Linked DNA regions of Homo sapiens: all the other regions are linked to region 1. A link is a loop called in an ENCODE intact Hi-C map of the cell type or tissue named here. Cell type or tissue: heart left ventricle. All regions are shown on one strand. Each heading gives the region's core, and the rest is flanking DNA. Links, peaks and the distances in the headings are about the cores only.

The links. A loop is a pair of places that touch in the nucleus more often than their neighbours do. Peaks named below come from ENCODE experiments on the same cell type or tissue, not always from the same donor. Only the 100,000 strongest peaks of a DNase experiment are listed, where the experiment ranks them.
Region 2: a loop joins it to region 1, with 2.5 times the contacts of the local background. A loop is called at or near these places in 20 of 110 quality-filtered maps.
Region 3: a loop joins it to region 1, with 6 times the contacts of the local background. A loop is called at or near these places in 5 of 110 quality-filtered maps.
Region 4: a loop joins it to region 1, with 2.0 times the contacts of the local background. A loop is called at or near these places in 9 of 110 quality-filtered maps.
Region 5: it touches region 1 in a loop (19-fold over the local background); 8 of 110 quality-filtered maps call a loop at or near these places.

The regions. Positions count from the first base shown.
Region 1 is chr1:91,704,053-91,710,360 of GRCh38, reverse strand. It overlaps TGFBR3 (transforming growth factor beta receptor 3), which reads left to right. Exons shown (of 17, transcript NM_003243.5): 14 at 1,578-1,698. Among named protein-coding and RNA genes, the nearest start is that of TGFBR3, 180 kb to the left of the region's middle. In heart left ventricle, for the core only: no CTCF peak of the experiment used is centred there; a DNase peak (open chromatin) is centred at 2,750; H3K27ac peaks cover 1,851 bases.
Region 2 is chr1:91,526,925-91,533,232 of GRCh38, reverse strand. All of the region lies in intron 4 of LOC102723436 (a long non-coding RNA gene), which reads left to right. It also overlaps the pseudogene WDR82P2. Among named protein-coding and RNA genes, the nearest start is that of CDC7, 29 kb to the right of the region's middle. In heart left ventricle, for the core only: a CTCF peak has its summit at 3,191 (motif pointing left); no DNase peak of the experiment used is centred there.
Region 3 is chr1:91,823,690-91,829,997 of GRCh38, reverse strand. The region is part of intron 2 of TGFBR3 (transforming growth factor beta receptor 3); the gene reads left to right. It also overlaps the pseudogene RN7SL653P. Among named protein-coding and RNA genes, the nearest start is that of TGFBR3, 59 kb to the left of the region's middle. In heart left ventricle, for the core only: no CTCF peak of the experiment used is centred there; a DNase peak (open chromatin) is centred at 2,781; H3K27ac peaks cover 2,543 bases.
Region 4 is chr1:91,579,218-91,585,525 of GRCh38, reverse strand. No RefSeq gene overlaps it. Among named protein-coding and RNA genes, the nearest start is that of CDC7, 82 kb to the right of the region's middle. RefSeq lists an enhancer at 2,132-3,331. In heart left ventricle, for the core only: no CTCF peak of the experiment used is centred there; no DNase peak of the experiment used is centred there; H3K27ac peaks cover 1,055 bases.
Region 5 is chr1:91,599,076-91,605,383 of GRCh38, reverse strand. It overlaps the pseudogene RPL39P13. Among named protein-coding and RNA genes, the nearest start is that of CDC7, 100 kb to the right of the region's middle. In heart left ventricle, for the core only: no CTCF peak of the experiment used is centred there; a DNase peak (open chromatin) is centred at 3,553; H3K27ac peaks cover 1,260 bases.

The sequences.
Region 1 (6,308 bases), core at 1-5,000:
TCTTTTCAGTCATCATGCCTCTCCACAGAAAATTTGTTGTTTTTCTTTACAAGAGGGCTCTTGTTAAAGGCTTTTCTCTTTTTGAGGGGGTAAGAGTAGGGCAGTGAGGGTTGTCTTATAAGAAGTGTCTGACTGGCATGTTGCTCAGAGCAGCAATGACAGCAAGGCCTAAAGTCTTTGCTCTTTTGTGTTTGGAAAAGATGGAACTTGATTAGCTTTTTGGGATGCCTGCTATAGACTTAAAATGATGGCTGTATTAATATGTCTTCTTACCATAGAAGCTGTCATTTACTTTAGAGTTATACCTATTAGGCTGGGCGTGGGCTCATGCCTGTCATCCTAGCACTTTGGGAGGCTGAGCTTGGCAGCTTGCTGGGAGTTCGAGACCAGCCTGGTCAGCATAGTGAGACCCCTGTCACTACTATATATATATTAGCTGGGTGTAGTGGTGCACACCTGTAGTCCCAGCTACTGGGGAGGCTGAGGCAGGAGTATGACTTGAGCCCATGAGGCCAAGGCTGCAGTGAGCCATGATTGTACCACTGTACTCCAGCCTGGGTAACACAGCAAGACCCTGTCTCAAGAAAAATAAAAAAGAACTATACCTATTGATAAATATAGACAAGAAAACAAAGTTATTTTAAAGAAAAAGTGCGGAGTGTGATCATATTTTTTCAAAACAGATGTAGTGGGCCTGAGCATGCTCATTAATAGGTTTGAAGCGGCTAATCTCATGGCCTCCACAACCTGGGCACAGCCCCCAGGATCTGCATTTTGAAACATTAAAAGCAGATGACCCTGGAAAGTTTAGTTTTACATGAGCCTATACCAGGATTAAAAATGAAACAAACTCAGCAACATGATTATCTTATTGGAGAAAAATGTAAAATCTGTCACCTTCATAATGCAGTATAGACAGTCCCCATACAACCATTCTGTTTTTCAATCTAAGTATTCAATAAATTATGTGAGCTATTCAACACTTTGTTATGAAATAAGCTTTGTGTTACATGATTTTTCCAGCTGTAGGTTAACGTAAGTGTTCTGAGCATGTTTAAAGTAGGCTGGACTAAGCTGTGTTGTTCGGTACTTTAGGTGTATTAAACACATTTTCAACTTAGTGATATTTTCAGTTTACAGTGGGTTTGTCAAGATGTAACCTCATCATAAGTTGAGGAGCGTCTTTATGGGAAATTTCCCACAATCACCAATCACAAACATGAACCGTGTATATGAAGCCCAGCTTGGTGAGGACCAACACTAGGCATATAGTTTTTCTGTTTTTCAAACTAACACTAAAATGTTTAGTTTTGTGAGAAGAAGGGGAGGGGGAGGACAATATTGAGAAGCTATCCAGTGATATTTGCATCTTCAGGTACAACCAAAAATCCACTGGGCCTGCTGTCATATCTCCCAGGTTATTTGGTGTTCTCTGAAAAACACCCACCTTCTTGCTTTTCTGTAGTGAACAGCTGTGTGCTGTCTGATAAAAGGCCACAGGACAGCTGTGCAGGTAGAGCTGGTGAAGGCACTTTTGAGTGGCCCCTGATTCTGTGCTTTGTTCTGCCTGTCTGCAGTGTGTGCCTCCTGACGAAGCCTGCACCTCGCTGGACGCCTCGATAATCTGGGCCATGATGCAGAATAAGAAGACGTTCACTAAGCCCCTTGCTGTGATCCACCATGAAGCAGAATCTAAAGGTGTGCTTTGGGAGGCACGATCAGAGCATGGGGCCTGAGCTCTGCTTGTTAAGAAGACCCAATAGTGTAAATCAAAGTCCAGCTTTATTCACAAGATAACTAAAGGGCCAGTTAGTTACTTTAGAAGACCATTTTTTGCCCGAAGAGTCTTTTCTTTAGCTGGTTCTCTTACAGCCATTATGGCTTAGTTGTAAGTAATCTATTTGAAAATGATTTCCTCTGTAAAAAGAATCAGGTCTAGGTTGTTCCTGTCATAAGGTCACTCTCCCTTGCATTCAAATATGCTTCCTTGAGTATGCAAAAAAGGGTTCTAGTTAGTCCCATGTCCCGGGAATTGCACACAATCCACAGTTCATCTTTCTGTGATCTACTGCTAAAGTTTATGCTGGCTATAACCTATTGTATTGCTTTATCAAAATTGCAAATGCCTTTGAGAATATGTGAACATTATTCATCTTAGGTGTAACAGATGAGAACCACTGCCCAAATGCATCTTAAAATTCAGTTTTCAGAATTTTGCACAATCACATTTGTTGCTTGGAGCCAAGCATGCCTCTTTCTCCACAAGCAGGAACATTCAGCAAGCTGTATCTTCTGTGAGAAAAGGAAGGCTGTGCCCTAAGGGGTGTGGCATCAGTACCTGAGAGGACAGGCAGGGCAGAGCCAGACCTGGCATGGGTCTGGCCAGCCAGAGCAGTAGAGAGGCAGAACTGGGCCCTAACAAATGTTAGGAGTGGATATGAGGCCCTGTGGGCGGTGAGAAGAGCATCTGACAAGGACCCGCATCACAGCTCCAAGGGTTATAAACAAGCAAGGACACACCAGGCAGCTGTCAGCATCTGAGGGGTGGAACCAAATGTCACATGGGATATCTAGGCAATTACAGTTGTCACCATCTAGTAACATTGATATCTAAGGGTGTCAAACTGAGAGAAGGCTGGGAGAGTGAAAGTGGATTCCAAGCGGGGTTAGATATTTCAGGATTAGAGCTACAGGCTGCCTCTCGCCACTCTGAGGGGCACAGAGGAGCCTGGGCACCAAGGGCCTTGACAAAAGCCAGCACACTGTCTGGCTCCAGTTTCAGGGTATTAGCTGGAAGGCCTGCTGGGTGGTGCTGACACCAGATCTAGGGTTTGGTGTGGCCCTGGGATGGCATTCCTGATCTGAGCATGTTGGATTGGGATTTGGCAAGACTAGGCAGCAGGGGTGACCCCTGGACAGTGGGCAGAACCTACCAGAACAGAGGCATGCAGGTACTGTCTAGTGTCTTATTGGTTGACTAACCTCTGTGAAAACAGCTGTGCCATTCCAATTGTGTATCTGGTGGTGGCATCTGCCCCCTTCCTATGAATGAATGTGCTCCCTCAAAATGGCAGAAGAGTATAGGTGGCAGGCACACTGGATTGGAGCTGGGAGCCTAAGGCACTGCTTTTAGCTTTCTCTGCTAACTGGCTGTGGGACATTGGAGAACCCCCCTACCACCAGCTCTTTGGGTTTCATTTTCTCTATCTGGAAAGGAGAGGTTTGGACTGGGTGACTTCCAAAAGGTCCTTTCAGTTGTAATACTCAACTATGCTGTTTGAAGAAGCAAAATAATCTTTAATTCATTTTTCTGGCCGTCCTAAAGTTGTTGTGAAGTGTACATGAGATGTTCTCGGCAACATTTTTGTTGTTGTTTGTTTTACTTTTATTGATTGGTTTTCAACCATTTGAAAGTTATAATAGACCCAGTCTTTATATAAATGGATGGTCCAAATAGTTCCTTTTTATTGGGTTCAGGAGAAAGAAATAAGAATATAAATTGTGTTGCAGAGTAATCACAATTGGGCAGCAGCTGGCTCCATTTTGTACTATGAAAGTGATTTTGTTACCAGAAAGGAGTCCCAATTCAGACCCCAATAGAGGGTTCTTAGATTTCACCCAAGAAAGAATTTGGGGATGAGTCCACAGAGTAAAGTGAAAGCAAGTTTATTAGAGACGTAAAGAAACAAAAGAATGGCTACTCCATAGACAGAGCAGCCCCAGAGGCTGCTGGTTGCTATTTTTATGGTTATTTGTTGATCATATGCTAAACAAGGGGTGGGTAATTCATGAGCTGTCCTAGAAAGGGGCAGGCAATTCCCGGAACTAGGGTTCCTCCCCTTTTTAGACCATATAGGGTAACCTCTAGGCTTTGCTATGACATTTGTCAACTGTCATGGTGCTGGTGAGAGTGTCTTTTAGCATGCTAATGTATTATACTTAGTGTATAATGAGCAGTGAGGACAACCAGAGGTCACTGTCATTGCCATCTTGGTTTTGGTGGTTTTTGGCCAGTTTCGGCTGGCTTCTTTACTGCATCCTGCTTTATCAGCGGGGTCTTTATGACCTGTATCTTGTGACCTTCTCTCCCATCCTGTGACTGAGAATGCCTAAACTCCTGGGAATGCAGCACAATAGGCCTCGGCCTCATTTTACCCAGCCCTATTCAAGGTAGAGTTGCTCTGGTTCAAATGTCTCTGATAATTTAACAATAAGAGCAGCTACCTCGGATTCCATCTGTTACTCGTAACTATTTTGAGAGAGGTAATTCTGCTAGTAATTGAAGGCAGCGGCTTGCTTTTTCCCATGCCAGACAATAATTAGGCATTAATATTGCCGCAGTATAACTTCCAGCAATTCATCCATTCTTCTTTTGAGCCTGGTGACATTTTTCTAAGTAATTTCTCTTGCAAATTAGGTAATTACTTTTATTTAAACTTAGTATAATTGTACTGAAAGTTCAATGTTTTCTTGTATAAAAGTTCAAGAGGAAAGTTTTACCAAATATCAAAGCAATTTTATGAGATTTGCTAATTGAGACTAGATTTTAGTTGAGAAGCATGTGGGTGAAGAAAGTTTATTACTTAGGTTTGTTAAATAAATTGAGGCGGTTAAACTGTAGGCCAGCTTCCCAGGGGCTGTATGCAAATTTGCTTTCTAACTTTGCGCTTACTGGGGTAAGTTTTCTGGCAGGTTTCAGCTGTGTGTGACTCCTCTCACCTTTTAAGTTTATTTTCTTTTGACTCTAAATCATTTATCCTCAATGCAGACCACTGGAGTCTGTGCTTTCTGCCTCAAGGTGAATTGGAATAGTCATTTGAAAAGAGACTGTGGGCTGGGCGCAGTGGCTCACGCCTGTAATCCCAGCACTTTGGGAGGCCGAGGCGAGTGGATCACAAGGTCAGGAGTTCAAGACCAGCCTGGCCAACATGGTGAAACCCTGTCTCTACCTAAAAAAAAAACCAAAAAAATTAGCCAGGCGTCATGGCACACGCCTGTAATCCCAGCTACTCTTTAGGCTGAGGCAGAGAATTGCCTAAACCTGGGAAGCAGAGGTTGCAGTGAGCCAAGATCGCGCCACTGTACTCCAGCCTGGGGGACAGAGCAAAACTCTGTCTCAAAAAAAAAAAAAAAAAGAAAAGAGACTGTGACCATTTGCCTAATTGCATTGGTTTATTTGAATAATAACAGGTCACGAATGTCCTTCCTGTCAGACAGCTTTATGTCTCTTTATTGTAGAATCTGTGACTTTTTGGGTAAAAATTTCCTAACCAATGGGACGCTTCACTGTGCTTTTACTACACAGGTGCTCTTTGAAGGCCATGCCAAAACTCCAGCTCTCTCTGGTCATTTGGTTCATCTTATTTTTCAACACTTGGATTTTCTGGGACAGCAGATAAAGGCTCTGGTTGGCAACTTCACAGCTGGGCAGAGAGCTGCTCTGTGGCCACCACTGCCAATAGCATTGACATACTTTAGTGTTTCTTCTGTGGACAGGAAAGTAGGCAATCAAGACTATAAAAATGTTTCTGGATTCCTCCTCTGGGCCACTGTTTTTAATGGAACCTTCCTGAGCACATCTTTGCCACTTTTGATCTCTAAGTCCCTTGGGAATCAGTGTTGGGTTAGCGTTCTTTTACCATTTAAATTTTTAACAATAGATGAAAGTTTAAAGCTGATGGTGATGATAGTGATGGAGATGAGGATGATGATCTAACATTTGTTGAGCATTTACTTTGTGCAAGGCTCTGTGCTAAATGCTTTATGTGGATTATTATATTTTATCCTCATAGCACCTCTGTATAGTGATAACTTGGCCAAGGGCACACAACATATAAATGGTGGATCTGGGATTCAAATTCAGGCACTGTGATTCCAGAGCCTGTGCTCTTAAACCCTATGCCTTATTCCAGATGGAGGTTGATTCTAGTTTTTACTGAAAACTAGAATCATGTGCATCTATGTCTTCACACCCCTCTTCCTGCCCCACTTCTCCCTTTTCTTTCTTTCTTTCTTTCTTTTTTTTTTTTTTTTGAGACAAAGTCTCACTCTGTCACCCAGACTGGAGTGCAGTGGCGCAATCTCGGCTCACTGCAACCTCCACCTCCTGGGTTCAAGCGCTTCTCCTGCCTCAGCCTCCCGAGTAGCTAGGATTACAGGCACCTGCCACCACACCCAGCTAATTCTTGTATTTTTAGTAGAGATGGGGTTTCACCATGTTGCACAGGCTGGTCTTGAACTCCTGACCTGAGATGATCCATCCACCTCGGCCTCCCAAAGTGCTGGGATTATAGGCATGAGCCACTGCA
Region 2 (6,308 bases), core at 723-5,722, 180 kb after region 1:
TCACTCTTGCATGGCTTTTGTGTCTGGCTTGTGGCATTTGGGGATAGGGTGCTGGAGCCAGAGCATTTTCAGTTTGTTTGAGGCCTCGTTGCCAACGATAGATCACTCCCATTTACCTGGTATGTCTGCTTGCTTGCTGCTTTTCCTCGCTTTCTCTTGGAAGAGGAAGGGACTCTGGTCAGGCCCAGGCTGAGTGAGATGAGCTGTAGCTGGCTGATGTCCCTCTTAGAGCAGAGAGAGTGGTATGTCATTTTACTAAGTTCCTAAACAAATATTTATGCAGGCAACACTCCTTGCAGATCCAGAAACTGAGGCACAGCAAGGTTATGACTTGCTAGCACTTGTTTTTTTTAAAGCAATTACTTTTTGACTTGTTCCTTAAACTGAAAGTGCAAGAGGTGTACACCTTTCCCAAATGTAGACTAGAATCTGCAGGATGCCACCCACTGTATAGCTCTGCTTTCCCAGAGAGGATGGACTTTTAGAAACCAAATGATCTTAATTGTTAGTACCCACCCTTGGCTTTTCAGGGTAGAAAGTTCATGATAGAAATAATTGTTAAGAGAGAGTGCTTGGAACCGTGGGTTAACAGGAAAGGCTATATAACTTCACGTATCTGCAACCAGAGCAGCCACCAAGCATGACTTACCCAGCAGCAGGAAAATGATTTGTATTTGAGTTCCTGTGTGTCCCAAACTGAGGCACCATGTTCTTTGAAAACATGCCACCTCATGGCCTCTATTTTTGGGTCCTGCAGTTGCAAACCTGCCTCCTGAGTTAAGAAGGAAAGGGAAAAGATATAGCTGGCAGTGAGTGGAGATGATGTGGTAGGGGGATAAGGCAGAATAAGAAAAGAGATTCTGAGGGCTGGGGCTGCAAAGATTCTCTCAGCAGAGCCAGAGGTGCTCATGCTCTCTTGGGGGTGGTTGGGGAGTGGGGCAGCGGCATTTGCCATCCTCTTAGGAGTCACGGCCAAAACCACTGATGTGTATTTGATAGTGACACTGCACTCCTCAGCCAGAGGGGTACTTAAAAAATTATTTCCAGTTGCAATTATACTTACTGCTTATTAAGGAAAATTTGGAAATTTTAGAAATAATCAGTTTGCCACCCAAATGCTACCACTGTTAATCTTTTGGTGTTAAATGTTCCCCTACACATTTCTGTGCATAGATTTTTGGTGTGTTTACATAGTCGTTATTCTACTGTCTATACAATTTTATGTCCCTTTTGTGCTTAACATACAAACATTTTTTCCATGTTACAGTCTTAAACAGAAAAAAAATTTTGGGATCCAAAAAATGGAAGTGACCCTAGGCCCTTCTTGACTCTGAGAGACTCTGGCTGGAGCCATGTTCTACTTTTTTCCTGGGCCCTTCACAGAGGAGGCCTCATATATGAACATCATTTGCTACCTAAGACCCAGAGCAAAAATTAGCCGGGTGTGGTGGTGCATGCCGTAATCTCAGCCACTTGGGAGGCTGAGGCAGGAGAATCGCTTGAACCTGGGAGGCGGAGGTTGCAGTGAGCCAAGATTGTGCCATCGCACTCCAGCCTGGGTGATAAGAGTGAAACTCTGTCTCAAACAAACAAACAAACAAACAAGCAAGCAAACAAGAAGACCCAGAGCATATCTTGTGAAGTATTCTTGTGTTTAAATCTGAGTATTTTTCTAACTGTTATATTTCAGCCCATTTCTTACAGCTGACTATCTAAATTCATATAGGTTATTCTGTTGCATATTTTTATATCACTATATCTGGTCACCAGGTGGCTGCTCAAAAACATCTATTTTATCTCTTCAAACCTTCTGTGGCCTCCCAAATTCTTGCTCTGCAAGCCATGTTCAACTTCCTACAAAGTTTGACATTAATTCTAAATTCATTCATTGAAAATTCAGGTCAACATAAAACCCACTTAGTGGGCCAGATGCAGTGGCTCATGCCTGTAATCCCAGCACTTTGGAAGGCCGAGGCAGGTGGATCACCTGAGGTCAGAAGTTCGAGACCAGCCTGGCCAACATGGCGAAACCCTGTCTCTACTAAAAATACAAAAATTAGCTGGGCATGGTGTTGGGCACCTGTAATCCCAGCTACTTAGGAGGTTGAGGCAGGAAAATCGCTTGAACCTGGGAGGCAGAGGTTGCAGTGAGCAGAGATGGTGCGCCATTGCACTCCAGCCAGGGTGAAAGAGTGAGACTCGTCTCGAAACGAAAACAAAAACAAAAAGCTACTTAGTGTAACTGCTATCAAAAGCCCACCTGGTTGATTCTGAATATGGATGCTGTCATTGCAAAGGAAGCCTGCTATAGGTCACTGCTACCATTTCTCCTCTTCTGCTTCACTGGCCTCCTCAAAAAACAAACAAAAAAATTTTGCTTCACTGTAGTTATACTGTGTGCATATGTGTATACTATATGTGTGCTCATTTTTCAACAAATAATGATTGAGGCCTGATTCTGTGCCAGGCACTGGAGATGCAATGGTGCATGAAATAGACCTGATTGTTGTTGTCCTGGCACTCACAATCTAGTGGTGTTATAGAATAGAGGACTGATAATGTAGTGCTATAAGTGCCACAATAGGAATGATTGGAAGCTACAAAGTTTGGGGGAGCAAAGGCGTTTTTTACCATAGGGTTGAATGTCTACTTGTCCCAAGCACTATTCTACATGTCAGAAAAAGAGACACTAAGTAAGAGTAAACTGGGATGCCTGTGTGAGGAGGCAACATTTGAGCAGGGTACTACTATATGATGAGCAGGGTACTATACAATGAGCAGGATGGGGTGGAGGAAGGATATGGTATCCTGAACTCAGAAGGAGAGGTAAAATAAGCCTTCCTAATGGCAGTGATGCTGAACTGAGACCTGAAGGATGAAGAGGAGTTAGCTAGGTGAAGGAAGCTGGGGTTTGGTGGAGAAGTGCTCCAGGCAGAGGAAACAGGAAATGCAAAAGCCCAGAAGAGAAGGAATAGAAAATACAAGAAATTCGTGACTAGAAAAGATGAGGGGGGTAATAGGTTATTACTAGTTCTCCCTTTGTCTGGTAAAATTGTTTTACTTATATAAGAGCCAGTTTATTTTGTATACCTTGTTTTCTCTTTTAGTAGCCTTACTGATACACAAGTCCAAACGTGTTTGGGCAGCTTCCTCACCGAACATGGCCAAAGGAACTCCTGCCATCTAATGGACAGAGAGATCATAATTTGCAGAAAATTAGCATTACTACAATGTTAGGCTCACAGTATGTCAAATAACAGCAATTTTCCACTCAATGGTTTAAAAGCCCTTATGTACTAAAACAGGTTAAGGAAGAAATATGTAAGAATATTCTCAGACAATGCTCCCCTGTATGGGGAGATGAAAGGAAACCAGGGAAAGAAAGGAAGGAGGGAAGGTTAACAATTAGGTACTTGTGTCAGCATTGTACTTAGTGAGCATACTCTCATTCCTCCAATCAAGGAGGTAGGCAACATAAACCCCATTTCCAGATGAGGAAACTGCAACTCACAATACAGGGAAAAGCTGGCTTTGGCTGTCTCCTTTATGTTATGCTGCCTCCCATCAGGATTTATTTCTAAATCAACAAATGGTAAGGAGGCATTAAAATGTTGCCCAGTTGTGACATCCATACATTTACATTTAAGACCTCAATGAAAGTGCTTAAGATCCCATTTTGTTCTCAAAAGACATTGGGAAGAATCTCTATTTCACTAAATAATATACAAATCAGCTGGTGCCCAAAGCAGAGAGCCTCCGGTACCACATATATTAGAATGGACATATTTTGAAAGCTAAAAAACTGGAATGCCTTTCTAACAATTTCGTACTACTTCTAGTTGAGAGAGACATTCTTAAAAATGCAATTTGGATGCAGAAACATTGGCATTCTCAGAACACCGAGTTTTTGGAATTGAAGCTGTCTCAGAAAAATCCAGATGAATAGGGTTCCACATGTATGAAGATGAATCACATTAGCAAAGCATAATCAAATGTGTATATTATGCTTTCCCATAGTATTTTATACATACAAGACCTTAAAACATTGATTTTTTAAATTGTTATGGTGCCTGGTACACAGTAGGAGCTAAAAACATGACTATAATAGAGAATTGTAAAATTTTTGCTTACCTACCTCTTATACAAGGTTGTAAAAAGTTGTTAGAGATTAAATGTCCACCAGCTGTTCTGTCTTCACTGAGGTCAAAGCGATGGGAATGGAGCACCAGCAACTTGGAGTGGAGAGAAATTAGAACCAAGATGGATGGGATGGGGGTTGCGGGGCTGAGAAGCCTTAGGACAGATGACCAAGGGAAAAACAGTATAATCCTTTAGATGTTTTAAGAAGACAGGAGCTGTCCTTAGAATGGGATTATCCTGGTGGAGCTTGGAAAACCCCATGGTGTCAGATTCCTGGTCAACTCCCAAGTTTTGACTGAGGACCCGAGTTTCTAAATGCAGCAATGGAAAATGTGGGGGGATATATAATACAGTCTCTACTTTCAAGAAGCTTATAAACTGTGTATAGGGAATCAAGGACATGATCATTTGGACTGATCAATGAAGGCTTTGTAGAGGGAAGTGGGATATACAGATTAGAGGGAAAGGCATTCCAGGTAATGGCAACTACAAAATCCAAAGGCCCCTTTGGGGCCACTCTGAATCTAAAGCATGGCATTAGAATCTTGGCTTCATTTAAATTACATTTTATGGGGAAGTTGGGTGGTCTACTGTTAAGAGATTATGTAAGAGGAATGAGGCATTTCATTTTTCTTACCATTTGGTGTCACTCTCAATCAAATAAATTGTACTAAACTTAGGAAAATAAGCACCCTTGTTAAAAGAGGTTTTGGCTTTTGTCAAGAAAGCAAATTAATTTTTTTAAAGATAAAAGTGATAGTGAGATTCCTTTTTATGAGGAGTACACATGTGGTATGACCATTTACCTATGGAGTTTCAAAATAAAAAATTAAAATGACAGAAAGGACACTCACAGAACACCAGGCATTCATTTCACAAACTGCGGGGAAAAGTGTATTTTAAAGATACATTGCTAATACTTGCCTAAAGATTACTCTTACACATACAGAGTGTGACTGTTTTTTGATTTTGTAAATCAGAGCTTTGAGTATAGAGACAATGGCAACACGCCAGAAGAAATAAATTTCTACCGGGTAGAAAAGCATGAAGATGAGTGTCTAGAGAGATTTGGAGGTGGCTGGGTTCCCCTGGCCCTGCTCCTTTTTCTTAAGGACAGAGCTAAAATAACAATGTGAGGCTACAGATCATCTGTTTCTTATTTACTTTCTTGGTCTTGTCCTAGCTAAAGTCATTTCTAGATCATGTGCTACAGTCTTCAGAGAAGTTATGGAAGGAATTTACACAAAGGGCAAATACATAATTGAATACATGTATAAAAACACATCAATAGAATGTGGATAAAGAACATAGGCAAAAATTCTGATTAGAAGGAAATCAATGGATCTTTCATTTTCTGATTTGTACTACTCACTCCACAGCTGACAGTGTTCAGTTTCTTCAGGATGTCTGTCAGAAGCCCATTCCTTGATCCATCTTCTTGGTTGCCTGCTGGAGTAACACTGGCATTCTCTAAATCTAGAACTAGAGAGATGTATCTATAAAGTATTTATTCCCTATTTTCCTTCATATGTTGTTTTCTAGTGCTAAGCCTGTTATTTTCCTTAAAGAATTGCTTCAGTAGGGTCCAAGATGGAATCAGCTAATGGCTAACACATGATGTGTTAAATTCGGAAGAGTAATTTTGCACATGGTTTATGCTTAAATAGAAATTCTAAACCATTTACATCTGTTTTCTGGTCATCGTTCTTGCTTTATAAAAAAACTATGCGTATGCTCTCCAAATAAGTTTTTATTTTGCCCATTTTGAACTCTTCCATATATTAATTTTTTAAAGCACTCAAAACAGAGATCGAGAACAATTGTGTCCTTTTAGTTCATTGTCTTCTACAGAAGAAAAAATCAGGTCAGATTAAACTCTTGAAACTGTTGCAATTACTTGTTTTCCAAACTTCAGTTTTTTAATTTTCTCTCTTTTAATTTGCAATCACTTTCCTAAGATCATGCCTTTTTACTTTAGATAGCTAAAACATCGTTTACTAAATATTTGCCTTAGCACTGACCTTTGTGGTTACTTTGTTGAAAACTGTGCTGTAACTTGACACAATATTAACTACTTCTGATTACTTATCTGGTATACGTTTGGTAATATCTACCTTTCAAGAAAGGAAGACAGTTCAGACACATAATTTGACAAAATTAGGAATCAG
Region 3 (6,308 bases), core at 883-5,882, 120 kb before region 1:
GCTGTTGTAGTGCACTATGCCAATCAGGTGTCTGCACTAAGTTCAGCGTCAGTGTGGTGACTTCCCTGGGGACTCCCAGGGGACTGCCAGATTGCCTAAGGAGAGATGAACTGGCCAGGTCAGAAATGGAGCAGGTCGAAACTCCCATCCTGATCAGTAGTGGGATTGTGCCTATGAATAGACACTGTATTCCAGCCTGGGCAATATAGCAAGATCCTGTCTCTAAACAAAACAAAACAAAACAAAAAAAAACCCCTTGTCTGGAACAACTGAGTTTGGAGTTTGTTGTCCCCTTAGAGTCCTTGCTTTCATAGTGATTGTTTTCTTGTGTCCAAAGCATCCTTGGTAGTTTTAACTCTCCATGGGAATTGGTGAGCCATGGACATCATCTTGGAGCACACTTTGAATCTCAGAGCTTCCTTTGAGGGGACTGCTATGTTCTGGGTGCTTCTGGTATTCACAGGTTCTATGATTCTATGGCTGGACCCTTCTAGCATATGTGCCCTTTGGTGTCACTTTGTCAGAACCACAGCCAGTGCATGGGTCTTCTGATGCCATCCTGTGGCTCTCTTCCCCACACCATGCCTTGTTTTTTTTTTTTTGTTTGTTTGTTTTTTTGAAGACCTTCGAGTCTCGCTCTGTTGCTCAGGCTAGAGTGCAGTGGGGCAATCTCAGCTCACTGCAACCTCTGCCTCCTGGGTTCAAGTGATTCTTGTGCCTCAGCCTTATGAGTAGCTGGGATTACAGGTGCGTGCCACCACACCTGGCTAATATTTGTATTTTTAGAAGAGACGGGGTTTCACCATGCTCTCCAGGCTGGTCTTGAACTCCTGACCTCAAGTGATCTGCCCACCTCACCCTCCCACAGTGCTGGGATTACAGGTGTGAGCCATCGTGCCCAGCCACACTGTGCCTTGTTACTGCATGTCTGCTTGGGTCATGGCCCAGGTGTCATGGTGGAGGGGGCGGGGTTGGGAGGTAGAGAGTGCTGGCATTGGTGATTTGCCAGCAGGACACATGCCCAGGAAGATGGTCAGAAAAAGAGGGACTCCTTCACGTACGTATAAGTCAGCTTTAGCCTTAAAGCTTCAAACACCCACTCACTGCATTGAGGAGTCCTTGAGGTCCCTCACCTGCTCTTCCTGGTCTGACTAGATGCCAGGGAATTGGGAGAGAGGGACCTGCAGTGGGAGGGTCCTGGAACTGCAGTGACAGTAATACAGGCTTAAACTAGAATTCCTTCCTGGAAGAATTTCGGTCTTCCTCTACCCCAGCAGCCTTTCACTCCTTAACTTTAGTAGTGTGCCTTGGGGCTTGAGCAGCTGCTGCTTCTGTGGAGGTGACCATCCAGAGGGACCCTTTCACAGCTAAGTTCACTTGCACCTCCGTTTCTGCTTAAGGCAACTACAGTTTCGGGGGTGGCTGCCCCTGTTTGCTCATGATAATTCCTTATGAACTCTCCTGTTGATAAACTGAACTGGATCAGCTTTAGTTTCCCTTTAACTAAGGATTTAAGTCAAAGCGTAACCACAAGTGTCCTGTTCGTTTTCATTCATTTCAGTGCTGAACATTTATACACTGGGCTATGGATTTGATGTTTCCTTCCTGTCTTGGCTGAGATACCTGTGTGAAATATGAGTTTGCCATTTGGCAAACTCTTTTTCCTTTGACTAGTTAATGAAGCCAAAATATTGACGGGGGTGTGGAGTTAGGGGAAGAGGAGGTGTGCATGGTTACATTTGAAAGTTCTTCATGGTGCAGGAGAATCCAGTGCTTCACCCTGAGTAATTGTAATTAGGGTAGTAAGTAAACCCTTTCAGGTTTATTCTATAGCGATCATGACGAGTTATCTTGGGGAAGGGATAAAGAAGACTGTGAGAGGTTGTACAGTTCTGATCCTGTCAGGCTTTGAGAAGCAGACCTCAGCGTGATCTGAAGAGCCGGTACCCTGGAGTAGATGATTAACCAAGATAATGTTCCGGACAGTCTGCAGCTGAACTGAACTGGTGTCTCTGCATCCATTCATAGTTACCCAGTGTGGTTAATAACAAGTCCGTTGGGAGTTATGCCTGTGCTGGCCATAACTACCTTGTATTCTGGATGGGGGTCAGAGAAACTGAATGGATCGATTCATTCACTGAGTAGTGAGTGACTGCAGCCTTACTGAAGCCAGCTCCTTTCCAGCTCTTTGATGACATGCACTATTATTGTTGTTAACAGGTTGGCTAAAAAAGTAAACCTGGGAGAGTTGAGGCTTTGTTCCTCTGTCCAGCACTCAGATATTTCCTGTAGTCATTCAGTAAACATTTACCAAGTGCTTACTGTGTGCCAGGGACTGTGTTATCATAACCAGTAACTTTTTCTTCGTTAATGAATTATCTCATGCGGCGTGCATACAAAGAAGCCTTAAGAAGTGGAGGATAATGGGGGCCTGTCTCTCCCTGCTCATCCTTTGGGGCTGTCACATCACGGAAAGGAAGTAACAGTCAACTTAAATCAGTTTACTTTGGTAATAGCAGTTTTTGAAAAGGTTTGGAGCAGGAAATTGAAACTCTTGAGAAACAGGAGGTTTGGGGATTACTGCTGGATTTTTCTTATTCCTGCTATCCCAAGGACTTGATCCCAGTTACCACTGATAATGGACCCCTTTTATGTTTAACTGTCTTGTCAGTAAGTCAGTGACACATGCTGAGAATAGAAACCAGTACCATTCCATGTCGTAACCGCCAGCCTGTACACGCCCCGCTGGTTCTGTTGTTGTGATCGTTGCTACAGCGCTTAACATCAAATGCCAGCCTCATGCCTGGCACTTTACATCACACCTACGGCGTCCCCACCCCGGGAGCTTACCTTCCCTAGAAGTCCAGGACATTTTCTATGTTGGCACCACAGGAATAGGTAGAGGGCAAGGGACAGAAAGTTTTCCTCAGTAAAATGTGGTCTTTGCTTGAATCAATAAAGGCAACTATGTTCATCTGTTTTAATAGGAAAGGCCTGTAGGTAATTTTTTTTCTCCGTTAAAATCTGCTTTTAAAAATGTTTGGGGTTGAGTATAACAACAGATTGATAACTCTCTGTTCATCGCTTTTCCGTTCTTGCAAAATATGTGACTTGCAGTGGTTGACTAAGTGCTAGGCTCTGACGGGAGGAAATGAGACCCGTGGAACTCCTGGCCCCCTGCTCTGTAGGTGCCTCCAGACCAGGGAGGGGAGACAGGCATCAGGTGGCATGGCCAGGCCTTTTTTTTTTTTTTAATAGTGGATGGGAGAAAATGGGAATATGACTAATTTTATTTAATACTTAGGTTGTTTTGTCTGTTTGCTTTACTGGCATAGGGTCATCTTCAGCTGAAGAAGGATGTGCTGGTGCTTAGGAATGGCTGTCAGGAGCCATCGGTTTGCTCCTTCAAACAGGAAGGGCAATGCTGGCTTCAGCTAAGAGCGAGAGAGGTTCTTTCCCCAGACACCCAGTATGTCTCTCTTTGCAATCATTGGCTGAATTGACTCAGCTTTTCCTCCCATCCTTGAATCAGTCCCTGGTAGAGTAATGGAGTTACAGTGATTGGCTTAGGACAGTCAGCTGGAGAATCAGTCACACCACTCACCACAGCGGCCTCCTACTAAATATAAATGTGAGCGGGACTTAAAATAGAAGAAATGCACATCTAACAGGACCATAACTTAGGGATAAGGTACTGGACAAGGTAATGAAGAGGCGATCATGGCCCTTGTTTGTGTTTCCTCCGTTCCCTCGGCAGCCTTCTAGGGGACCCTCTAATGTGCTACCTCACTGTGTACCTGTCTCTCTATCCTGACTCCACCTGTCACTCTCTCTCGACTCTGGGAGTATAGCTGCTTAAGGCCAAGGCACTCTGTCTTACTATTTGTGGCCACTGTAGCTGGCACATAGCAGGGACTTAATATGGGTTTCAGCAAATTGAACGAAAAAGGATACTTCGTATTCCTTTGTGTTTAACTTTTATCAAACATTGCTTGAATCAAGTGGATTTTTTTTTTTTTGAGATGGGGTCTCACTCTCACCCAGGCTAGAGTGCAATGGCACTATCTGGGCTCACTGCAACCTCTGCCTCCTGGGTTCAAGGGATTGTTCTGCCTCAGCCTCCCGAAGAGCTGGGACTGCAGGCACCCACCACCACGCCTGGCTAATTTTTGTATTTCTAGTAGAGATGGGGTTTCACCATGTTGGCCAGGCTGGTTTCAAACTCCTGACCTCAGGTGATCCACCCGCCTTGGCCTCCCAAAGTGCTAGGATTACAGGCGTGAGCCACTGAACCTAACCACAAGTGGACTATTGATAGTATATTCATTGCACATTTTATAACAAGTTTATTGAGATATAATACACATACCATACAATTCACCTCTTTAAAGTGTACAATCATTTTTAATATGTTATCAGAGTTGTGCAGCTGCCACCACAGTCAATTTTAGAACATTTTAATCATCCTCCAAAAAACCTCTTTATCCATTGGCAATCTCTCCCTATTCTTCCCTTTCCCCAGGCCCTAGTAACTACTAATCTATTTTCTGTTTCTATGGATTTGCCTATTCTGGACATTCTGTAGAAATGGAGTCATGCCATATGTGGCCTTTTGTGACCAATTTCTTTCACTTAGCATGTTTTCAAGGTTCATCCATGTTGCAGCATGTATTTGGTATTTCATTCCTTTTTATGGCCAAGTAATATTTTGTTTTATGTATATACCACATTAAAAAATTCATCATCAGTTAATGAACGTTTGCATTGTTTCCTGTCTGGGGATATGAGGAATAATGTTGTTATGGGCATTCATATACATGCAAGTTTTTGTGTGGGCTTATGTTTTTTCCCTTTTTTCTGGGAAGTATGGCTTTGGCCAAGGCCAGAGTCAAGCACATCCTTATGTTTTTATTTCTCTTGTATTTATATGTGTCTGAGAGTAGAATCGCTGGGTCATATGGTTACTCTGTGTTTAACCCTTTGAAGAACTGCCAAACTCTTTTTCAAAGTGGTTGCATTATTATTGTTATTATTTTTTGAGACGGAGTCTTGCTCTGTCACCCAGGCAGGAGTGCAGTAGTGCGATCTTGGCTCACTGCAGCCTCCGCCTCCCATGTTCAAGCGATTCTCCTACCTCAGCCTCCCAAGTAGCTGGGATTACAGGTGCCTGCCACCATGCTCGGCTAATATTTGTATTTTTAGTAGAGATGGGGTTTCATCATCTTGGCCAGGCTGGTCTCGAACTCGTGACCTCGTGATCCACCTGCCTCGGCCTCTCAAAGTGCTGGGATTACAGGTGTGAGCTACTGCGCCTGGCCTGTTGTATTATTTTATACTCCCAGCAACAATATATGAGGGTTCTAGTTTCTCCACATGCTTGCAAACCTTATTATTATCTGTCATTTTGAATTAGTCATCCTAGTGGGTGTGTAATGGTATCTCAATGGATGTTCATCAATGAAAATAAACATTTGAATGGGCACCCATGGCATGTCAGATGCTCTTTCTTAGGTGTGGGGGCAAAGAGATTTGCAGCCTTCGGCTGTCTGTCTCTCTGGCCTCATCTGTTTTCACATCTTTCCTCTTGATTTATGTTCCCTAAATACCAAACTGTTTGTAGTCCTCATACTATCATGTCATTTCTTACTTCCAGATCTTTGCCTATAATCTAAATATTAATGCAGTGTGAATATTAATGCCATTACTAGTTAACTCTTAAACAGCCAATAAATTATAGAGCTGGCAGTCTGGCTCCAGAGTCTGTGTTCTGTACTACATACTCTTTTTTTCTTTTAAAATCAACTTTATATCGAAGTATAATTTATATAGATTAAAATGTACACTTTATTTATTTATATATTTATTTTTGAGACAGGGTGTTGCTCTGTTACACAGGCTGGAGTGCAGTGGTACAGTCTCGGCTCACTGCACCCTCAACCTCCCAGGCTCAGGTGATCCTCCTACCTCAGCCTTCTGAGTCACTGGTACTACAGGTGTGCACCACTAAACTTGGCTATTTCTTGTATTTTTTGTAGAGACGGGGTCTTGCTATGTTGCCTAGGCTGGTCCCAAACTCCTGGGTTTAAGCAACCCTCCCACCTTGGCCTCCCAAAGTTTTGGGATTACAGGCGTGAGCCACTGCACCCAGCAAATTGCACACATTTAAAGGTACATTTTGATGAGTATTAATGAATACATATGCCTGTGCAATCACCACTGCAATCAAGATACAGAGAATTTTTCTATTATCCATCTCCACCCCTTTCATTCTCTTCAGCCTCCCTGTAGTCCATATCCCCAGTCCCAGG
Region 4 (6,308 bases), core at 919-5,918, 130 kb after region 1:
TTGAGCCGAGTCTTGAAGCAAAGGTAAGAATTGCCAGTGGTCTCCTCCGTGCTTCGGTTGTCATTTATCTGCCCCAACTCCCTCCTTTCATACCCTTTGCCATCCACTAGGCTCTCACTGGAGAAAGAACCTGGCAGCCAGCAGTAAACTCTGACATCTTCTTATGGCCATCTCTGGCCTCATCTCCTGGGTAAAGAAATCACTCTCGAATGCAAACCCTCCTAACTTCCTGACTCTCCAGAAGTACCCAAAGTAAAATTTCAAACACCCAATCACCTGCCCACTTCTAATTAGAGCTGGCAAGTCCTCTCAGCTACGGTGGCCACTTAACATTTCTGCAATTCTCTTAGAACACGAACAGACTTTCAAATCTCTTTCCTGTTGTTCACAGTGTTCCTGGCTGCTATGGTAGATTGTGCTGTTGCCTCTATTTTCACTCATGCCCCAGCCACACCAACGCTTGTAAGAGGGCCAGAAACAGTTTTAAACATAATTTGGCTTCCAGCCTAGAGCCGAATTTATCATCCACTCTTTCCCTGGCATCACACTTGTCCTGCCAACCTCTGGTACCTGGCTCAACTGTAGCCTGAAAGAGTTAACAGCCAATAAGCCAGAACTAACTCTTAGGGGAGGAGCTTTAGAATGCTGACATGATAGTCACCAGATCTGCAAAATGGTATTCAGCAAAGTGTGAGATTGTTAGGAGACCAAATGCTAAACTTAATACATGAGACCTTGACACTAGGTACCAGATAGATCCACTTTCAGGTCCCCTTTTTGCAGAATCCTTAGGAGCAGCATGTCATTTACCCACGCTGCTTTACAAATGCTGCATCTGGAGTCAAGAAGACAATCTGAGGGGTTTGGAGGTTGCCGTCTGCCTGGTGATCAGAATGCTGCCCTTATGTCATATAGCACATCAGAGGGAAGTCATTGGACTGCATCACCTGCATCTCCTGGGAGCTTGTTAGAAATGCTGAATCTTGGGCTCACACTTGACCTGCAGAAACAGAATCTGCACGTTGACAAGATCACCAGGTGATCTGTGTGCACATTACTGTTTGAAGAGCACTGCTATAGAGTTGTACGGCAACAAAACACTTTTACATACATAAAATCCTCCTCTGAGGAAGGCAGAGGAAACTGAGGATTTGAGAAGGTGAGTGATTCTTTCAGGTCACATGGCTGGCGCCAGACATTTCTTAACTCCTACTTATTTGGCGCTCTTTCCACTGAACCACTTTGCCTCCTGCCAACAGTCAGGAGAGAATGACAGTGGCCATGGAGGCTTTCACTGAGCTCTCACCACACGCCACACATTGTTCGGATTAAGTTATTTAATATCACTGGCTCTATGAGGTGGGGGCCTTTATTTTTCTCATTTTTCTATTAGGTAAGTGGTGGAGCACCAGAATCAACTAGTGTATTCCAGACTCCATTTAAGTTGCCCACACTGAAAGTTGAATTTTGAATTTCCCAGTAGTGACTGGGAAGCAGTAAGGAAACAAGGGAATAAACCGGAACCTAGCTGTGTGACACTGGGCATGCCACATCACCCCACGTTACTTATCCAAGAAATGAGGTTGAACTGGATGATCTTTAAGGCAATTTCCAGCACTGACATTTTAGCATTCTAAATATTTCTAAATCCTTTGCTTGATATCTACTGATGGCTTTTCTTCTGAGCATCTTTGATTTAGGATCAGAAACTGTCAGCCAAGGCCAGAGGATGGGGGAAGGAGATTGGAGGCAGAGGCACATTTTACATGAATGGGACAGATGACAAGCCCCGGGACCACATCCTGCACCTGCCTGCCGGCCAGCCACAACCCAGTCTACTGTGTGGCATCGTGGGATAACTCCCAATATGGCTGTCCTGCAGAAGTTTATGAGACTAATTTAACACCACTCTTTGCAGCTGCACCACACCCAGTTCAGCTGGCAAGAGGATGCTTTTAAAGAAGAAAGGTGATCAGGTCTGGAGTGTTTCCCACAAGCCCAACGTCACACAATGAGTTAACTGCCAATGAATCAGAAACATATGGTGCTCAACAAGCTTCTCTCAGATTACGCACTGTTTAATAATCTAGGGAATCGCTATTTGTCAAAACAGTTGTAACTTGTTACCAAATGCAGGACCTCTGAGACCCAGTTTGAAATGTATTGTCAAACACGCCAGAGTCTCCAGGGCCAGATTAATGCATCTTAGCTCCATCCATGGGAGATTATTTTCCGAGTGTACCATTTGGTGATTGTAACTCAGAATGGGGTCTGACGAGAGCTGAGGTTTAAAAGACACCTGAACAATTACGCCTAAGTAAATATAGCTTAAAACAAATCACAAGTAAGCACTACTTTAGTCACAGTGCAAAAGAACACACACTTGCTGCTTCTATTTTCAGAAAATTAATGAACGATTTTAGTTATGGCAAAACAACCCTGCAGAACAAGGGTCAGTTTGCTCTTTAATCAAGAAGCTTTGCCAAATATTTACTAAAATAGGGCAGACTCCTTGTAAAAGTATAAATAGTTTTGTTTCTTATTTAAAATAAAAAGGTCTCTAGCACCTTATATGGTCTGATCCTTTGATAGCACTCAAGTGTTTCTATAGTAGGATTTCCATTGTGGTCTCTGCTAAGGAAAAAAGAAACAAAATTGCAGCACGAGGTCAGAGAAAAATGATGCTTCCCATAAAAATCCAATCGAAACTGCAGAGTAAACTGTGAGGAATGTTGTCTCATAGGATAAAGCATGTGGTGATGCTGTAATCAGACTCAGTAAGGACCAAGATTCCCGTGGCCAACTCATGATTCATCCCTTCACCTTCTTCCTTCCTTCCTGATAGCCCCAGATTCTGTGTCTCTCCCCAGTGTGGTCCAGGGGATAAGCTCCATGCTCAGCTCCAGGGGCAAGTTCTGCTTAAGCCAACCATGGGAGTTCCCTGATTGGTTTAGGAACAGTCATGTGACCCAATTCTGCCCCATGAAAAGTAGGAAGTCTACTGTGGGGAGGTTTTGGGAAACAGTTTCTTGCTCCTAAGAAAGAGGAACAGGAAGAGACAGATCTTCTTACAGGTGTTGCCGTGTTTGGATATGATGCTCCAAAGTGGCAGCCATGTTGCTTTCAGGTGAGGGTAAACCTGACACAGGGTTGGGCAAGGTAAGGAGAATCAGTGAGAGACGGAACACAGCCCTGACACATCACATCTGGAGCCCACCTGCCTTTGGATTTCCCGTTATGTGAAACAATACACTTCCTTATTGCTTAAATCAGTTCGAGTTGGTATTTCCAGTATTTGCTGCCCACAGCATCCAAACAGATCTAATATAGCTTTCAAATTCACATACCACAGACTAGCCAGCCCCCTTTTCCATTGCTGTCCTGAAAACTTTGCCTCACCCATTGTTTTGCCAAAAGTCTTCTGAAAGGGTAAAATTTCCCCAGATACCATAACATAATGCTATAGATTAATCAATATGTCTACATGGTGATCCTCAACTGATTACAACTAATTTCATTGTCATTTCTCAAGACAGGCAAACCAGAGTGGTTTTCTAAAGGGCCCTTTCTATAGTAAAAATAACATTCGGTCAGTCACACATTCATTTCCAGGACTGGTTGAGTGGATCCATCTACCTTCTCTCATGGATACCCCTTGTGACAAAGCTGAGAATGTCAAGACAGCTGATGGGACTCAGGTTAGACAACAGAGGGTCTGAAACAGCAAATCTTACCGGTTCAACCAAGAGCCAAGGGAGTTGACATAAAAAACAGATATATTCTATATTTTGCATTCAGAATGTCTTTTTTTCTTTTTATAACCTTCATCAGAGATTTTTATGTACACACATTCCAAAATGGAACAATGCAGCAAAAAGAGTCAAGGAGAATTCTAAAGCATTCTCTGCCTACATCTGATGAATGAAAGGGTTGGATTTTTCATCTTTATTTATTTGGCCTCAATGTTCAGCTTTCTTGTATCTATGAAGACCTAATTTAGCACACTTCAAATCCCTTGAGGGAGGTAGTTATTGAATGTGCTACCAGCTCTAAGAAGGAGAGCTGGAGGCTTTACTCCATGAGGGCCTCTGGCACTTAGATTACAGATTGGAGGAATGGTGGGTAATTCTCAATCAAAACTGAATCTGAAAATTATTTTTAAGACCACTTAACATGCTATCTATCTTCTTAACAAATTTTAAGTGTACATTACTGTTGACTGTAGGTTGATTAGAGCTTACTCATGTTGCTAAGTGAAACTTTATATCTATTGATTAGTAGCTCTCCATTTCCCCCTCCTCCACTAGTCCCTGGTGACCACTATTCTAGTCATTGATTTTATGAATTTGACTATTTTAGATACTTCATACAAAAGGAACCATGCAGTATTTATCTTTCTGTGTCTGGCTTATTACATTTAGCATAATTTCCTCAAGGTCTATCCATATGGTCACACAGTACAGAATTTCCTTCATTTTAAAGGCTGAATAGTATTCCATTGTGTAAATACATCACATTTTAAAAAATCCAGTCACCTGTCAATGGACATTTAAGTAGTTTCCTTGTCCTAGCTATTGTGATTAGTGCTGCAGTGAACACAAGAATGCTAATAATATCCCTTAAAGATCCTCATTTCAATTCTTCTGGATATATACCCACAAGTGGTATTGCTGGATCCTACAGTGGTTGTATTTTTAAATTTTCGAGGAACTTCCATGCTGTTTTCCATAGCAGCTGCATCATTTTGCATTCTTGCAAACATGTATAAGGGTTCCAATTTCCTCACATCCTCACCAACACTTGTTGTCTTTTTTTTTTTTGATAATAGCCATCCTAATAGGTGTAAGGTGATTTCTCATTGTGATTTTGACTTGCATTTCTCTGATTATAGTGATGATAAGCTTTTTTTCACATTCCTATCAGCCATTAGTATTTCTTTTTTGGAGAAATGTCTGTTCAAGTCCGTAGCCACTTTTTAAATTGGCTTCTCAGTTTTCTTGCTATTGAGTTGTTTGAGTTCCTTATGTATTTTGGAGATTAATCCCTTGTCAGATACATGGCTTACACATATTTTCTCCCATTCTGTAGGCTGTCTTTTCACTCTGTTGATTGTTTCCTTTCCTGTGCAGAAGATTTTTAGTTTGATGTAGTCCCACTTGTTTATTTTTGTTGCCTGTGCTTTTGGTGTCATGTTCATTGCCAAGACCAAGATCACAAAGCTTTTCCCCTATGTTTCCTGATAAGAATTACAGTTTCAGATCTTATGCTTAGAAATGTTTTTTGCTGGATGCTAGAATGCTAATCTTTGCTCCTATATTCACTCAGAATTATAAAATGAAAAAGAGGTTGTGAGAATCTGAGCAAAATTCACAAATTATAAATCAAATGTCAATTATACTTTCTATGTTCATGCATTCTTATAATGGCAAGAATATCTCTGGTTGCACTGACATTTTGGCACACGTCGTCATGCTCTTCAAAGACTGTAAACTGTGGTGTGACCTCTGTTCAGAAAGAATTACTGCCCTATAAAGTTATAGAGGCACTGAGAGTCTTTTACTTTCTCTTCTTTGGAAAGGTGCAGTGCGTTCCTTGCAGACATTGCTCTGAATAGTATGTTGCACAGACTCAAACACTGTACCTTTTTAACACTCACAGCTTGAACCCAGATTCACAGCCTTTGGGACTCCTTCCTTTGATATGAAATCCAACCACAAGGCTCATGAACTATTAACACAGGCCTTTATCTGTTGCACTTGTTACAATTCGAGCAGAAAGAAAGTAACTCGCTGCAATACTATTATGGGACAGTGGGCTTCAGTGATAATAATCCAGGGCACACCTCAGTTTGCAAAATGCTCTTCCTTATGTTATCTCATGTCAGCCTCCCAAGAATCCTGATGGGATTTTATAGACAGGAAAAACAGAGATGAAATCAAAAGGCTCAAAGTACTTGACCAAGTTCAGAGGCAGAAGCAGAGCTAGCACTTGAGCCTAGCTTTCTTACTCCAAGTCCAGTGTTTCTTCCATGATAATATCTTGTCCTGACAAAGGTGGCATGAGGGCAGGGTTATGTGATGGTTAAGAGCACAGTAGTTCTGGGTTCAAATTCCAGTTCTGCTACTTATCAGCCAGGTGAACTGGGGAAAGTTGCTAAGCCTCAGGGCCCTGCCTTGGTTTTCCCATCTATAAAATAGAAATAATAACACGTACACCACTGGGTTTTGGAGCTTAACGCATTAATGCAAGAAGAGCACTAAGCATAGTGCTTCACACAAAGTGCAGTACTCAGCAAGTCCTCAATGAAT
Region 5 (6,308 bases), core at 905-5,904, 110 kb after region 1:
GACATGGAGTCTTGCTCTGTCGCCCAGGTTGGAGTGTGGTGGCTCGATCTCAGCTCACTGCAAACTCCACCTCCCAGGTTCAAGTGATTCTCATGCCTCAGCCTCCAGAGTAGACTTTTTCTTCCCCCCCCGCAGTAAGGGCACTAATCCCATCCACGAAGGTGGAACCCTCATGATGTAATCACTTCCCCAAAGCCCCACCTCTTAATACTATTACATTGGGTATTAGGTGCCAACATGTGAATTTTGGGGGGACACCAACATTCAGACCATAGCAACATGTTTGGACTTGTCTCACTGAACAGTAAAGAGAACCCAGGAGATTGGTTTATATGTGGGCCTTTTAGATCATGGAAGGAGTTCAAAGGAGTACTGGGATCCCACGTAGATGGAGAAAACAACAGGGATCTGGCTTGATTGCTCCTATTCCCCTTCCCTCTGCCTCAGAGCCCAGCTTGATGAGCTCATGTTTGAGCTTTCTGGAGAGAACAGCTGCAGACAGAGCAGGAGAAACTCCTGTCGCTGAGGACGCCGAGAGACACGGGACTGGAAGCAGTCTGGCTGTGCATGGTTACGTGGCTATGTTTCCAGTATAAGAAATGCTCAGTCATGCTATTATTGCCATGATTTTAATAATGAAATATGAGACAGTAATAGGAAGGGGCCATTCCATACAAACGTAGCTTCAGTGCTGAGATTCCTGGGCACTCAGCCTAATTTTGGCATCTGAAAGGCCTGCAGGTTTGGGAGGACAGGGGGCCTGCTCCCTCTAGGAAGCCAGGAGGGCAGCCAGGATTGGGACAGTGGGCTTGTCAAAAGGTGGGAAGTGCGAGAGAGGAAGATGCAGGTGCCACAGAGGAGTGCAGAGGACTCTGCATGAGCTCCTTGAGATATTCCTGGGAATCTCAGACTTAGAAGTAGGCCCAAGATATGGGTTTTGGAATGCTAATACTGTAAAATGTTAAATTTTCTTTACTTAGAACAACATTAAATAGCAAATTTAAAAAAACCCACATGGCAAATAGAGGAGATGGACCATGAAAATTGTATGAAATAAAAAAGCTTTATATTTTAAAACTTTGAAAGATATTGTTTTCCTACAGATCTGGGTTCAAGAAATGCTCTGGCACTGACAATATATATGGCATTAAGTCACTTGACCTCTCTGCTCCACTCTTTTCTCATCTGTATAGTGGATATAATAATACTACCCATGTGGTTACTGAAAGGATTAAATGAGATAATAATGTGAATGAGACACATTATTAGTCCAGGGTCTGGCATGCAGTAAGTGCTCAATAACTAGGTAGAGGCTCCAGCATGGCAGCCCATTCCTACTCCCAGTCTGAACTGGTCTGGGGAAACTTGGGTGTGGACACAATGTGCTATTCAGCTTTCTCAGGTAATGATCCATTAGAAGGGACTGTTGGGTCCTCATGCTTTGCAGGTCACAGAGGGTGAGATATTCTATATGTGGATGTAGGCATGACAGACAGGGAGAGGCAAGGAACAGGGCCAGCTTCAAAGGTATGCAACCTGTGCAGTCTCACCAGGCCCTGTCTGCAAAAGGACCATGTGCTTGGTTTAATGTTGTGCTATCACCATCTTGAAATTCTTAATAATTTTCTCTTTGAACTTGTGTCTTGTAAGTGAAGTCTGATGGGATGATGGAGCATGCATGTTGAGGAGATGCATGCAATACATGGGTCTGCCATTCCTTGCTGTTCCATTTGCATGTAGCATTCGTCATGCCTCATGGACCACATAATGTGGGTGTACCCACAATGCGTGGGAGTTTGGGCAAAGTAAGTACAAGATGAAGGTGTTTCTATCACTGAGCAAGCTGGGTCCCTGCCAAAAGGTCATGCTGTCCATTCAAATCAGAACTTGTTATGAATGCGGAAAGAAGGCAATGGCATTCTAAGAAACAAAAACGACCAAGGAAACCTCTCACCTTTTCTTACTCCCTTGCATTTGCCAGCCACTTTCAGGGAAAAATAAGGATGTAGAAGGAAAGAAAAGATAGGCCAAACCATTGCTCTTTTTCCTTTCAGTCCTTCCTTATTCATTAGTAAACTGAAGGTAGAGAGTGTTGGTAGAACATGCGCGCAGCAAGTTGTGCAATGAAAACAATTTCATTAATTTTGTGTAGTGTCTCCACTGTTCCAGAAAGCATGAAATACATAGGCATGGCCTGGCGCGGTGGCTCATGCCTGTAATCCCAGCACTTTGGGAGGCCGAGGTGGGCAGATCATGAGGTCAGGAGTTCAAGACTAGCCTGGCCGACATAGTGAAACCCCGTCTCTACTAAAAATACAAAAATTAGCCAGGCATGGTGGCATGAGCCTGTAATCGCAGCTACTCGGGAGGCTGAGGCAGGAGAATTGCTTGAACCTGGGAGGCGGACGTTGCAGTGAGCTGAGATTGCACCACTGCATTCCAGCCTGGGTGACAGAGCAAGACTCTGTCTCAGGGGGAAAAAAAAATGCATAGGCATATGCACACCATGAAATGCAAACTATGCAATTTCAGTGACTCTACATAGAAATTATATGCCCTTATATTTGCATGTAAAACAGGTTTTGTGCAATATAGAGCTGAATGGTAAAATTCATGCTAATAATTGAAAACATCAATTTTTCTTTACTTAGAACAACATTAAATAGCAAATAAAAAACATATGGTGAATATAGACCATGAAAAAGTACATGAAAGAAAAATGTTTCATATTTCAATATTTTTAAAGGCCTTTTTTCCTGCTTTTTTAGTAAGAAACTCTATGTTGTCATTTTGCACTGGGCCCAACGAATTATGTAGTCAGTCCTGGCAGCCAGTTGATATATGTGTTGCAGAGTTTTAAAATTTTTCCATGTCACCCTCGTTGGGCCCCAGGGGAGCTTCCCCGCCACCTGGGCCATCTGGACCACCACGGAGCAAAGTTGAGTAGGGCTGTGTTGTCAGAGAGAGCCTCACTGGGCAAACAGCCTCCTCCTTTTTTTCTTGGATTTATCTTTCTTTTTCTAGAGAATGGCAAAGTCTAGAGTGCTCAGATGAAGGTGCTGGCCACCCTCAGCCAGATTTTCACTAAGGCTTCAGGCCTGCCTATTGCCTGTAAAAATACTTGGCTCCTTCTATCTCACCGGGAGACAACTAGGGAGAGCTTGTGGCCAAAGCTCCATCCAGGAAGACTCCCTGTAGGCATGTGTGTGTGTGTGTGTGTATGTGTGTGTGTATCTGCGTGTGTGTGTATCTGTGTGTGTGTGTATCTGTGTGTGTGTGTGTGTGTATCTGTGTGTGTGTGTATGTATCTCCCTCAGGGCTTATCTTCCTAGCAGGGGCTTGTTCACAGCTTGGTTGGGACCCCCGCACTCTCATCTCAGTGTAAACAACCATGAGAGTCAGCTCCCAGAATCCGTCCCCATGCCTTTCTCTCCTGGGCACCTGTCAGCACTCCAGGGTTTGGAGGGAGAGTGGTGAGGGCTGATGAACTGGTGAGAGGCCCTGGGAGAGGCCGTGCTGGGAGGGTGGACCTGCTAGGAAGGGCACCTCCCCTGCTGAGGAAGCAGCAACGGCAGGGAATGAGCAAGCGAGGACAGGGGCATCAATCACCACCAGCGGTGACACCGTCCCAGTTCCTCCTGTCAGCAGCTGCCTTCTCTCCTCACCTCTTCTGGGACTGGGGATGTGGAGGCATCCTAAGTGAGTGCGATGTGTGCCAGGCAGGGCCTTTCCAAGGCTGCAGTGACCGCTCACTGCCACCTCTTGAGTACAGTTTGCTCGAGTTGAATTGTCTGTGTCCAAAGAATTGTTCCAAACAGAGCAAAACAAAACCCTTACAATGACACAAATGACTGAGACAGGGGCAGGGTTACAGGTTTGTCTTTCATGGTACCATTTTTGGTCAATGGGGGAGCCAAGGAATATTGCTGGGAAAATTCATCCACTCATGCATTGTTTTTATTATCTACCTATTTTATAAAAGAAGTCCTGGGATTCAAAGATGAATAAGACACACTTAATGTCCTTAAAAGCAGACACCTTAATAGGGAGGACAGCAGAGTAATAACAGAATTATCAAATACATATAGCACCACTGGCTGGGCTGTAATCCCGCCATCAACAAAGAGCTGAGGGTACCTAAAGGAGAAAGTGCCTAACTCTGAACAGATTCAGGGAAGTTGTCGTGTGAAGTGACATACCAGCTGGACCTGAGGAATGTGTAGGAGTTTTCCCGGAGGTTAAAGTGTGTGTGTGCAGGAGGCAAAGAGGCAGAAGTTGGTGTGTAGCCTAGTTTATCCTAGAAGGGGGAAAAGGGAATGTAAAGGTATGAAAGTATAGATGAGCAAATAAGGGCAGATACCAGGGGATTTGGGAACGGTGAGGAAGCTGAAAGCTCTGGAGTGATCAGCCCTTCTAGATTGTGGGGTCCAGGGAGGGTGTGAGGAAAGAGGTGGCGATTGCTCTGGGCCTCTGCTGATGGAGTATTTTGACTGGCAGAGCTAGAGAGGAGAGTATTCCAGGAGATTCTGGGCCTCTGCTGATGGAGTATTTTGACTGGCAGAGCTAGAGAGGAGAGTATTCCAGGAGATGAGATAGTACAGACTGAGTAGAAAACCCAGGGCATGTTTGCGTGACAGCAACGTTTAGCTGGTGTGGAGAGAAAATGAATAGCAGAAATGGTCAGAAAGAAGGTCTGCCTAAGAGTTTGGACTTTAATTCCTTTGGCAAATGGGAACCATTAAAGTTTTTTTGCTAGTCGTTTTGTTGTCATTGGTCTCTCTCTCTCTCTCTCAGTCTCGTGCACGCATTTTTTTTGTAAAGACAGAGTCTATGTTTCCAGGCTGGTGTCAAACTTCTTCTTCTTCTTTTTTTTTTTTTTAAATGAAAGGCCTCACGTATTTATTACTGAACCCAGCCCAACCAACATGTTTATAACAGATTCAGAGAGGAAAACATGTTGAACTCTCCAGATAGTGGTGACATTTTCAGCTTGATATGGTAACATGATTGTGACGTTCAGACAGCATAAATACGTGTGCCATCTCATGTGCAATTCCTTATAGACCCAGCTTAGTTCTTCTCCAATGTCTCCTTTTGGAGTTGTACCTGATTTTATTACCAGTTTTCATCTGAATCCACTGGGGAACAGGACGATTTTGCTTTTGTTTCTTGGCCAGGAACTACTTAATTCTGAAAGTCTTGTGAAAAGACATGGCGAGAAGCGGAGTCAAGCACACACCACGATGGCGGAGAAAGGAAGAGAGGGCGCTGGTGTCAAACTTCTGGCCTCAGTGATACTCCTACCTCAGCCTCCCAAAGCACTGGGATTCAGGCAAGAGCCACTGGACCCAGCCCTCATTATTGTTTTTGAGGTATAATTTGCATGCAGTAAAATTCATCCTTTTTAGCATTCTATGAGCTTTGGCCAATGTATGTATTCATATAAACACCACCACAGTCAAGCTATAGAATGTTTCCAACATGTCACGACGTTTGTTTATGCCCCTGTAGTCAACCTTTCCCCCCACACTAGCCCCTCAAAACCACCGATGTGGCCAGGTGTGGTGGCTCATGCCTGTAATCCCAACACTTTGGGAGGCTGAGGCGGATGGATCACCTGAGGTCAGGAGTTCAAGACCAGCCTGACCAATATGGTGAAACCCTGTTTCTACTACAAATACAAAAAATTAGCCGGGCGTGGTGGCAGGCGCCTATAATCCCAGCTATTCAGGAGGCTGAGGCAGGAGAATCCTTGAACCTGGGAGGCGGAGGTTGCAGTGAGCTGAGATCGTGCCATTTGCATTCCAGCCTGGGCAACAGAGCGAAACTCCATCTCAAAACGACAACAACAACAACAACAAAACACCGATCTGTTGTCCATCTCTATAGTCTTCCCTTTTACAGAATGTCCTATACATGGAATCATATAGGAAGCAGCTTCTTAAATGTGGTTTCTTTCACTTAAAATAACACATTTGAGATTCATCTATGTTTTTGTGTGTGTCAAGAGTCTGTCACTTTCCTTGTTAAGTAGTATTCTATTGTGTGGATATACCCATTGTTTATCCACTCACCATTTGAAGGGCATTTGGGCTATTTCCGGATTGGGACGATTATAAATAAACCTACCATCAACATTCATGTACAGGTTTTTGTGTGAACATAAGTTTTCAATTCACTTGGGTAAATTCCCAGATAAATAAGAGTAAGATTGTTGAGTTGAATAAGTGTTTATAAATGTATGCTCAACTTCATTTTAAAAAGAAACCTACCGGCCGTGGCTCACACCTGTAATCCCAGCACTTTGG